Linked DNA regions of Mus musculus: regions 1 and 2 are each linked to region 3. A link is a contact called in ENCODE Hi-C or POLR2A ChIA-PET data. All regions are on one chromosome and are shown on one strand. Each heading gives the region's core, a stretch centred on a gene start or an enhancer-like site at or near the end of the contact. The rest is flanking DNA. Distances are from core to core; before and after follow the strand shown. Region 1 holds the start of Prpf3 (pre-mRNA processing factor 3). Region 2 holds the start of Ciart (circadian associated repressor of transcription). Region 3 holds the start of Rprd2 (regulation of nuclear pre-mRNA domain containing 2).

Region 1 (3,413 bases), core at 269-2,768, 37 kb after region 3:
CACCAGCATAAAGATAACTTAATTTCTGATTTTCTTCCTAATGGCTGCATGTCAATCTATTGACTGCACCGACCTCAACTTCCCATAAGACCTCCTCTTAGCACTGCCATGCATCTTAGTATGATCTGGGAATTACTCTTTCAAGATGTTTAAAGACATCTAAAAAATGCAACCTCAGAATGATCATACAAGCCTGTGATCCCAGCACAAGGGGAATCAGGAGTTCAAGTCCAGCCTTGGCTACAGAGTTCAACATCACCGGTGGCTACATGAGACCTTGTCATAAAAAAAAAAAAAAAAAAAAAAAGATGCAGTCTAATTAGCTCCTACATTCTTGACAGATTTCTCTCTCATAAGATCTGTCAATACACAGTATTTAATACATCTGAATGAATCTGGAAGGCTGTTTCTCAGTGACAACTTTTATGAATAATCCTGGGATAGCTTTTTTGGGCCATCATGAGATAGCAGTATACTGCCTATCAAAAAGAAAGCAACCACAGGCACTAAAAGTGGAGAAGAAAGCCCATTTAAGATAGAATATAGTAAGCACCACCATTCATAAGCCCTTAGGAAAGCAAGTTAATTCCCGAGAGCCTCAGTATACTTATCTTAGAAAATGAGACATCTGGTATAACACTCCATTCAATAAATACTTAAGTTACTATTTCTTGTCAAGCAGAATACTTACTGCATGTAAGGACACACACAGCAGTGAACAAAACAGCCAAGAATCCTCATGTTAATGGGACTTACAACCCACTACAATTGAATAATAGGCTAGAAAGTTTAAGCAATTTTCAAAATCCAGAGTAATAGGTGAAGCATATTAAGCATATTGGATGTAAGCTCAAGAAATATACTAACAAATGGATGTCTTCAAATTCGACCCGAATGTGCAAACGAAACAGTCAATGGATAAGAAAGTTTCAGTCAGTAGAGTTGTCACTAACCAGATGTTCAACTCTAATAGCGAGGGGGCGTCAGCGTCGGTGGGGGGCTGGGGGGTGGAGGGGAAGGGGAAGGGGAAGGGGAGGGAGGCAGAACGCTGTCTTCTGAATGAGCAGGTAGCAGAATCTCATCTTCCGAAGGGATTCCTTACTTTTCTACGCTACAAGCCCCTGGAACCCCATGCTCCGGTCTTTGCTATCTTCCCACCTGGCCCCGGCCCCACCGAGTCCGCGCTAACTCCTCACCTCAGGGCAGGTTTGCCCACCCTGCTGCTTCCCGCCCCCGCCCTTTGCCTTCAGCCAGCCCATTCTGACTTCTTCCCCGGACAGAACCAGGGAGTCCTCCCAGCCTGCTTCCCGCCGAGCACTCCCGCCCTGTCCAGCCGCTCGCACCGAAGGCTACAGCCTTTCGGGCGCGGGGCCACTACTCACCTCACAAACTTCAGCCCCTGAGACGGAGCCCGAACGTTACACCGGAACCGGAAACCTTCCGGTTGCCCTACGGCCCGCCGTCGCTACCGCCACACACCGCCACGCTGCGGTCCCTACGGCACGTGACTACGGAAGGCGGGGCCTCAGCTGCGCAGCCGCGGTATCAAGGTGCCGGCCGCGGGGCGCACGCGCCGCGGGATCCTAAAGCCTAGTCCGCGGGTTGTCCCGGAGCGATGCCAACGTTAGTTCGGGCATTATTTCCCGGAGCAGAAATCGGTTGGCATCACATTCCCTCGGGTCCAAAGAGTTAGTGCGCTAAGATTATCACTTAGAACTAAAAGCAAGGACGTCCACATTCGTACTCAAAGTGTCCTTTCTAGTTTAAAAAAAAAAAAATTGTGATCTCTAGCATTAGCTGCCCTCCCTTAACTTTGCCTCCCTAATTTAAAATCGATACCAGAGACCAGGCAACAAAAAAGAACAGATTCAGAGCTATCCCCTGGCTTCCCATTCGCCAATGAAACACCAAAACCTGCCTCACTTCCTAACCTCTAGGGATAACAGTATTCCAATTGCTAGCTCAGCCTCAGAAACCAGACTACTTTCTCGCTTGTCGCTTTCTGCCTTGCATGGCTCTTTACTAAGAAAACTACAAGATTTGCACTCCACTCTACTTCGGGTTTGTGCTCAAATTAGCCTTAGAGAAGCCTTTCTGGCCGCCCTATTTAATTTTGATACTTGACGCTCTAGAGTCCCACTTTTTTTTTCTTTTTTCTTTTTTTTTTCCTTATTGTACTTGTAGTATCATCTACCGTATTCATAAAAGTTAACTTAGGCTTTGTACTAGTCAGGGTTCTCTAGAGTCATAGAACTTATGGGTAGTCTCTGTATAGTAAGGGGATTTGTTGATGACTTACAGTCTGTAGTCCAAGTCCCAACAATGGGCAGCAGCAGCTATGAAAGGAAGTTCAAGGATCTAGCAGTTGCTCAGTCCCACAAGACAAGCAGGTGGAGAAGAGAGAGAGAATCTTCCTTCTTCCAATGTCCTTATGTAGGTCTCCAGCAGAAGGTGTGGCCCAGATGAAAGGTGTGTGCCACCAAGCCTTCAACTCAAAGATCCCCCAGTCTTAATTTTCTGGAATTTATAGCCACTATGCCTCAAGATCTCCGTGCCAAGATCCAGGTCAGAAATTGTATATCTCAGCCTCCAGATTAGGATCACAGGTGAGCCTTCCAATTCTGAATTGTAGTTCATTCCAAATATAGTCAAGTAGATAACCAGGAATAGCCACCACACGCTTAGTGCTTATACTTACAGTAACACTCATACAATTAAGTACTTAATAAATACTTGTCTACCATGGCAAGTTCCCCACTACACATCCCCCAAATAAAATGTAAAACTTTTTTTTTTTTTTTTTTTTTTTTTTTAAGGAATGGCAGTTCCTCTGGGAAAGGTGGGGGTAGTGGATAGAGGTTAGATAAGGGACATCAAATGCAGTTAGGTAAGAGAAAGTACTTCTGGGACTGGAGAGATGGCTCAGTGGTTAAGAGCACTGACTGCTCTTCCAGAGGTCCTGAGTTCAATTCCCAGCAACCACATAGTGGCTCTGTAATGGGATCTGATGCCCTCTTTTGGTGTGTCTGAAGACAGCTACAGTGTGCTCGTATAAATAAAATAAGTTTATCTTTAAAAAAAAAAAAAAGCCGGGCAGTGGTGAGAAACCCTGTCTCGAAAAACCAAAAAAAAAAAAAAAAAGAGAGAGAGAGAGAAAGTACTTCTGGTAGTCTATAGCATGTGCCACTATGCCCAACTTTAACTCATTTTTATGCTCATGAATATCCAATTTCCTGATACTATTATTTGCTTTGTTTGAGGCAGAGTCTCACGTAGCCCAGGCTGGCCTCAAACTCACTATGCAGATGATCTTGAACTCCTGATATTCTCACTTCCATCTCTTAAATTCTGAGATTACAGGCCTGAACCACCAAACCAAGCTCTCAGGCTGTCCTTTCCCTGTTTGAATAGTT
Region 2 (3,727 bases), core at 456-2,955, 63 kb after region 3:
GTGAAAAAAAGGATATTTTAAAAGTCAACTATGAAAAAAGAAACAGGGAGAACTGTACAGGCCTCCCTCAATAAGATACTGAGGAGGGAATGAAGGAAAGAGGGAGACTCACCCCATCTGAGGCTTCTGTAAAACACCCACTATGCGCTGGATCCGGTCCATGGCCACACTCTGTTGGAAGCTACTTAATCCTAGGGTGAAAGAGGGAGGGTGATTAGAGGGCGTGGGATGTACACAGCTCAGCTGTAGGTTCACTCCCAGCATTGAGGGAAACAGCAGAGGTGGGGACTGAGGTAAATGTAAAGGAAATACAGAGACAGATGGGGTTCAAATGAATTCACATGAAGAAATTAAGTTACAGATGCAAACAGAATAGCCCATGCCCCAAAGAGAAATGTAAGATTTCACTCAGAGAAGGGGGGCTACCCCCAGAAATATAATTAATTAATCAGATTATTACCTCTGTCAAAGCGACCCATCTTGAGTCCGTTCAGTAGGTCTGTGAGGGGCCGTATGAACCCTTGGAGTTCTTTACACTGTAGAAAAACAGCACAAGACTTTGAGACCAGCAGTGGTTTTTCTGCTGTGATGTAACTGGCAGGTCCTTGTCAACCAATTAGGTGTTTGCCACTGCACTATCTTTTCTGCTTTCTGTTACCTTTTGAGCAAAGAGCAGATCTCCCTCTGTAGTACATCCTTGGGTGTTCAGACTCGTCTCCTGTTCACCGTCTCTTGATCTCTTGACTTCAGATCCTTGCTGTTCCAGATGAGGTGCTGTATGTTGGTTACTAGAAACCCTGGGTCGATGTCTGCAGCGGATAGGGCCTGGACTGGGCCTGGAACCTCCTCTCTGACCCACAGTGTCTGGCCTGAGCTCATGGGTGCCCTTGCCCTCCCTCTCGTTATCAGAAGGGAAGCTAAAGTCACTGTTCACAGAGGACGTGGAAAATGATGGGGAGAGGGAGGAGGAGGAATAAGAAGAAACACTAGATGGAGAATCCATAGGTCCAGGAGCAGGAGAGGGGCTGAAGAGCAGCTCCCGTAGTACCAAAGATCAGAACCTGCAACTGAAAAGCAAAGCGAGGGAGTCTGAAATCAGAGTCAAAGAATTAGGAAAGGGACTGGGAGACTGGGGCATTCTAAACAGAGTAACATGGTTTTCGCTTTGTTTTATTGTTTTTCCGTTCTCAATAGAAACAAGAAAGAAAGGAAAAAAAAAAAAAACTTGCTCTTCCAGCCGCATTCAAAATCTAGACCGCCAGCCCACACAGAGCTCTTGACCCTACACAGCCTTTCTTCCCTTGGGTGAATAACCGACTTTACACCTTCCCCTCAGCCTGCAGTTCTGGGCTGTTCCCGGCCAGACCTCATAGGGAGCCTATCGACCTAAAAACGACACCCGCTAGAGGCTGCTCTGCGCACCAGAACCCACCTCAGGTCCCTAGAGTTCCGGCCCCATAGACACCCGGCTCCACCGCTTTCGCATCCTTCACCATCAGGTGCACTGCGCTGGTCAGTCTACGGTCGCGCCTGCCAGGTGATGCAATACCTCCCAACACCCCGATCTGCGGTCTTCCATGCCCACCCCATCCGGGTCGTCTTCCGGAGAGCGCTTGGCTCTCGTCCGCTTACCTGGGTCTGTCGGTTCAGCCCCGGTCGGTATGCAGCTTCTTCACTGTCTGTGCTGGTCTAGCCGACCCACCTCCGCCTCACTCTGTGGGTCCCGCCCCTTCCCCCTCCCAGACACGTGCGGTTCTGCACGTGCCTCCCCCTGCGTACACAGACCTTGTGCTCTCATTGGATAGCTTACCGGCAACACGTGACTCTAGATGCAGACGCTCACAGCCCATTTGCTACGGCACGCGGGGGCTCGGCCAATAGAGAGGCAGCCAAGTGGTGATTGGCTGGAAGGGAAGCAGTCCATGCTCCGCCCGTACATGCGGCTCCTCGGGTGATAAAAAAGGAGGATGGAAAAAAGTGAAAATTAAGGAAGGGGCGGAAAAGGGTGGAGCTCATAGCCTTAAATAGGACAGCACTGCGCGGGAGACGCACGGCTGGAGTGTACAGAGCGGGGCCGAGCCACGGAGGTGGCGCCTCGGGACGTGGGCCCCTCTGAGCGCCTCCGCGCACGGGCGCAGCACGTGGGAGCCCTCAGCAACTCGTGTCCGCAACGTGTGTGACAACGGACGTGTGACGCCGGGCATCCGTTCCCTTGTCGGCGGCTCGCCCTCGTGACTCCCCACTCTTTCATCCTCCCCTCCTCGCCACCAAGTTGGGTGCCTCCTGCCCTGCTGGGCGAGGAGGGTGGGGACTGCGGCTGGAACACCGCGTCCTCTCCGGGGCTCCCGCCGCGCAGCTTCTCCAGCCGGTTCTTACATAACTTGCCACGCACGTTCCCAGCTCGGATGCCAGCCCGCCAAGATTCTAGAGGTCATAGCCGAACTTGTCCCTGACTTTTCTGCCCCGGGCCCTTCGGACCCTTCACTCAGAATTCTCTGATTCTCAGTACTGGGAACAGAGCAGAGTAGATCTTTGCTCCTCAAGCTTATGGCTTTATCTGGCTTCAGTTTATTTGTTCCTGGGAGAAAACTGGGGAAACGTTGAGGAAGGAAAAAAGCGAGTCAAGAGTTTAGAGAGTCACCAACAGACCTTAGCATCCCTTGCACCAAGTCACTGTAAAAGGAAACGATGGCGAGGAGGACCCTGTCGACTGAAGCAGAGGAGTCGCAAGGGGGCACTCTAGTTCTGATTAGGGTCGAGAGAACAGACACTACCACCCCCCCACCCCCCCAGTCTTACTAAAAGAAAAGTTGGACAGGGATCTAAGTCATGGTTTGGAGAACGTGTGGTTATTTTAAATATGTTCTAATGCTTTTTTACTTATATTTAGCAATGTGGTTATTTTAGAAAAAGGAAAAGGATTTCTAAATTAAACCTCAGCACTGTTTCCCCAAACACAATTTCAAGACAATATCAAATAAAATATAAGTAATCTAGATGTGGTGGCTCATGCCTTCTGTAATCCTGAGGGATGGATGCAAGGAGATCAGTTCAAGACCAACCCGAGCCACATGGGACCCTCAGGAAAAGAAAAGAAACAAAAATAGAGTTAGAATTACAGTCTCAGAATGAACCTGTTATCTGTGATAGTCTCTGTTCTACTCTAAACTATGTATAGGGTATAATTCCTTCTAATTAGTTGATATCTAATTCCTTCCCCACCCCACCCCCCAAGACAGGGTTTCTCCGTGTAGCTCTGGCTGCCCTGGAATTCACTTTGTAGACCAGGCTTGCCCTCAAACTCAAAGATCTGCCTGCTTCTGGTTCCCTGCCTTGTAATTCTCTTTCTAATCTGCCCTTCATGCCGCTAAATCTTGGTGTACGTGTCAGTGTTGACTTTAGAACAGACTCTCATTAAGAAGTAGGCAAAATTAATTTTTTAATTTTTTTCTTAAAAGAATTATTTATTGTATATATATATATATGTGTACACTGTAGCTGTCTTCAGACACTCCAGAAGAGGGCATGAGATCCCATTACAGATGGTTGTGAGCCACCATGTGGTTGCTGGGAATTGAACTCAGGACCTCTTGAAGAGCAGTCAGTGCTCTTAACCGCTGAACCATCTCTCCAGTCCCAATTTTTTTTTAAAATTTTTCATCCAAATTCTTGCCAAAGAATTCTAGTCTGAAGAGTGATAGCGGCCTTCTCTCACCTGGGAAAGGGG
Region 3 (3,510 bases), core at 383-2,882:
ATATTTCAAAGAACCACAGAACAACTGTCTTAAATACAAAAGATTTTAAATTTGGGGCCTATAATTTTGAAGTTTTATCCACTTGTTCACTAACAAGTAAACTCAAAAAATATTATAGAAGCGAAGACAGACATGGAATAAGAAAACTGTTAACTGAGTACCACTGGCAAGAGGCTATATAGATAGGAAGCAAACAACTTGAATAAATATGTATGGAGTTGGGGTTATAATTGCTTAAAATTTACTGGGTAGAACAAGCTGGCCTCAAACTTTCAGCAATCCTCCTGCCTCAGCCTCTGAAACGACATGGGCCACCACGCCCAGTTTAACAATTCATATTTTAGAAGACCTCTTTTCTGTATTAAAGCAGTGTTGTGGGGAGAACCACACAGGTTGAAAAAAAAAAGTATACTTGAGATGGGGGTTATATCTAAAACAGATAAATATATTTTAAAATTCACATTTCCCATTTTGATTGCCTATGCAAACAAACTCAATTCTGTAAAGTGTGCTTCAGGAGATTAAAAAGTGGCCGGATATATTTTATACTTCGGTACCAATGATGATTACAGTCTCGCAGTTGTGTCTCGTCAGTATCCCGTGGTCTGTATTTTAGTGTTGCAAACACAGGTAAAAGGAAAACAGGTGGTCGCCTCACAGCTCTGTAGAGTTCCTATTGCTTCACATTCATCCAGGGAAAGCCTCCTTAAAACACACGCCAAGTTTCACCCACAGTCATCAAGAGAAGGCCCCTTTCTAGACATATCCCAAGTTTCACGTCGGCGGAAAACACTGCCTGGTCTAACATATTTCAGGGAAGTGGACAGCTTAAACCATGGCTTGACTAGCCAACAGGAAACCCAGAGATCATTAACACGTCAAGGCCTGTAAGAAATAAACGGACGCGACCATTTCCGTGAAGGTTCAGGATAATCAACAACACACCTTCCAGGGCTCGGAAGGAAACGCGAAAATCTCTACGGGTCTAGGCCCAACGGCCCAAGGTCACGCCAAATGTGAGGCTGAAAAATTCCAAGCAATGAGCCCCCTGCAGAGCAGGGCAACCGTGCCTAGGATGGAGTCTGGGCTAGGGAACACTCGCGCCCGATCTTTAATGTGAACCCCAACTGAATGCAGCAGCTCGGTGGGCAAACCCCAGAGTGTTTTGGGGGCCGCATTTTCTCCATCTCTCCAGCCTCCCCCTTCCTAGTCGCCCCCACACTCACATCTCCGGAGCCACTTCATCCAATGGTAGACGATTGTACTGTGGTGTTTCTTGTTTTCTATACACCAGGACGACAAGCCTTGAATGGATTCCATGGTGTTGGTCACCGACTGGAATTTTCGATCCAACGAAGACTCCAGGGCCCCTGCGGACGAGGCCGACGAGGAGGAGGCCTTACTGCTGCCTCCGCCGCCGCCGGCCGCCATCTTCCCCGGTTTGCACAAGCGCCTCTGGTCCTCTGGCGGCGGCGGCGGCGGCGGCGGCGGGAGCGGGCAAAACAATCAGTGCGAGTGCGTGAAAGCAGCAGGAGGGGAGGGCGGCCAGGGGGTGGGGACGCTGCACGCGCTAGGCTCCTCTGGCGGCAGGAGGGCTAGCTGCTGGGCGCGCTGGCGGCTCCCACACGCTGCGAGGAGGGGCCGCGGCCGCGGAGGACTGTCAGTATGGCTCGGGGGTGGTGTTTAAACCGGGAGTCGGGAGACGACTACGGAGGAGACAGAACCTGCGACGGCGCCGACAACTAAGGCTTTTAGCCTCTACGCTCCTCAACTCTTAAGGCCCTTCCCTCATCCCGTTGGCCAAATTCCGGTGAGCCCAGGGCGGCCTTGGTACCGAAGACGAAACGCTACTCCGCCGTCCCTTCGGCTGCAGAGAGCTTTGCCTTTAGATTTTCTACCACAGGAAAGGCCCAAAGCTACCTAGGCAGAAAATTTTCTTTCTTTTTTTTTTTTTCTTTTCTTTTTTTTTTTTTTCTTTTTTCTTTTTTTTTTTTTTTTTTGCAACGCAATAGCAGCAATAGACCAGCAGAAGAAATGCGCACGCGCACGGAAGCCCCGCCCCTCCGCTTCCTCCTCAATCTTGAGCACGGGGGCCGAGGGGGCGTGATGGCGCTGCGATTCGACCAATCAGGGAAGGGGGTCGGAGAAGCGCGTCGGGACCTGAAGGCGGAGGAGGCGCTGCGTCTCTCTGTGCGCCTGCGCGTTAGGTCTGCGCCTAGCGGGTTGGGAGGAAAACCTGGGGAGGCAGGATTGAGGCGCTCCGGAGCCTAGGACGTTACTAGACCCCAGTTCAGTGCTCGGCCCTGCTTTTGGCTTCATGGCGGGGTTGCTCCCTGGGAGCCTTTAATTCACACTAGGATGGGAAATGCCCACCGTTCTGTGGCTACTGTTTTTGACAGCTGCAGCTGCGTTCCCTGCCACCCCGCCATCGGGGACCTACACGCGACAAAATGGCTGGCACGTCTTGCGGAGTGGGGGAAGACGCGCATGCGTCAGGCCCTGTTAGCTGTTCTCTAGGCACTCCTTGACTAACCTATGCTACACGCCCGACTGCGATGACACCGTTCACAGCCAGCCGACCGACTGCATTCTAGAAAGAGGGAATAAAAGTTAAACGAAAATTTCTCTGAAAAGTCTTCGAAGCGAGGAAAGAGTAATTGACAAGGTGTGGCTTCTTTGCTAGGTAGTAACATCACAATTTCGTAATGCGTTATAGGTTTGTTTTTGTTTTTTCGAGACAAGGTTTTTCTGTGTAGCCCTGGCCGTCCTGGAACTCACTCTGTAGACCAGGCTGGCCTCGAACTCAGAAATCCACCTGCCTCTGCCTCCCAAGTGCTGGGATTAAAGACGTGCACCACCACTGCCCTGTGCGTTACAGTTTACAAGAGTCTTGAGTATTGTGTTTATTAGCACAGCCTCAAATTAACCATTATGGGCTGGAGAGATGGCTCAGCACGTAGGAGCACTGACTGCTCTTCCAAAGGTCCTGAGTTAAAATCCCAGCAACCACATGGTGGCTCACAATCATCCTTAATAAGATCTGACGCCCTCTCTGGTGTGTCTGAAGACAGCTACAGTGTACTTAGATATAATAATAAAGAAAATCTTTTTAAAAAATTAACCATTACATTCTCATCTGCCTGTGTGAATCTTTTGAGAAGATTGGACGTTCATGTATTCCTATTGAACACAGGAACTTCATTTTAATTATGCCAACTCAACGGAAAGGTTTTTGAGGCAAGGAGCCTGTTTCATCATTTAAAATTAATATCTCTGTGCCAAGAACTGTTTTAGGATTAGGGAAATGATGGCAAAGCAGACAAAAATTACTCCGCCTTGATTTGGTATCAGGACCAAACCACAAGCATGTGTCAGGGAGTAAGGAGTCATAAAGAGGTATGGAGTAAGATTAAAGGAGAAAGACTGTGTATATGAATAATGGTGTGATCCAGTTTTTAAAAAGAGATTGAGAAAAAAGCAACCAAGCACATATGAGGGGAGGGAAGAAGA

Evidence for each region. A loop is a pair of places that touch in the nucleus more often than their neighbours do. ChIA-PET counts read pairs that join two places held with the same protein, here RNA polymerase II (POLR2A).
Region 1: a map of heart shows a loop between it and region 3 (2.4-fold over the local background). The contact joins the promoter of Prpf3 here to the promoter of Rprd2 in region 3. A Hi-C loop is called at or near these places in 1 of 37 maps with a recorded cell type or tissue (heart). POLR2A ChIA-PET finds 5 or more read pairs at or near these places in 4 of 5 experiments (Patski and embryonic stem cell).
Region 2: POLR2A ChIA-PET joins it to region 3 with 10 read pairs in Patski. The contact joins the promoter of Ciart here to the promoter of Rprd2 in region 3. POLR2A ChIA-PET finds 5 or more read pairs at or near these places in 3 of 5 experiments (Patski and embryonic stem cell).

Annotation. Positions count from the first base shown.
Region 1 is chr3:95,854,367-95,857,779 of GRCm38, forward strand. It overlaps Prpf3 (pre-mRNA processing factor 3), which reads right to left and starts at 1,519. Exons shown (of 16, transcript NM_001316751.2): 1 at 1,383-1,519.
Region 2 is chr3:95,880,523-95,884,249 of GRCm38, forward strand. Ciart (circadian associated repressor of transcription) reads right to left here and starts at 1,706. Exons shown (of 6, transcript NM_001033302.2): 1 at 1,633-1,706; 2 at 659-1,067; 3 at 461-536; 4 at 113-191. The coding sequence starts at 1,003. The region is part of intron 1 of C920021L13Rik (RIKEN cDNA C920021L13 gene); the gene reads left to right. It overlaps BC028528 (cDNA sequence BC028528), which reads right to left. Exons shown (of 6, transcript NM_153513.4): 6 at 3,423-3,715.
Region 3 is chr3:95,817,321-95,820,830 of GRCm38, forward strand. It overlaps Rprd2 (regulation of nuclear pre-mRNA domain containing 2), which reads right to left and starts at 1,633. Exons shown (of 11, transcript NM_001368178.1): 1 at 1,227-1,633. The coding sequence starts at 1,431. Gm29948 (a long non-coding RNA gene) reads left to right here and starts at 1,560. Exons shown (of 2, transcript XR_375854.4): 1 at 1,560-1,810; 2 at 2,400-3,510.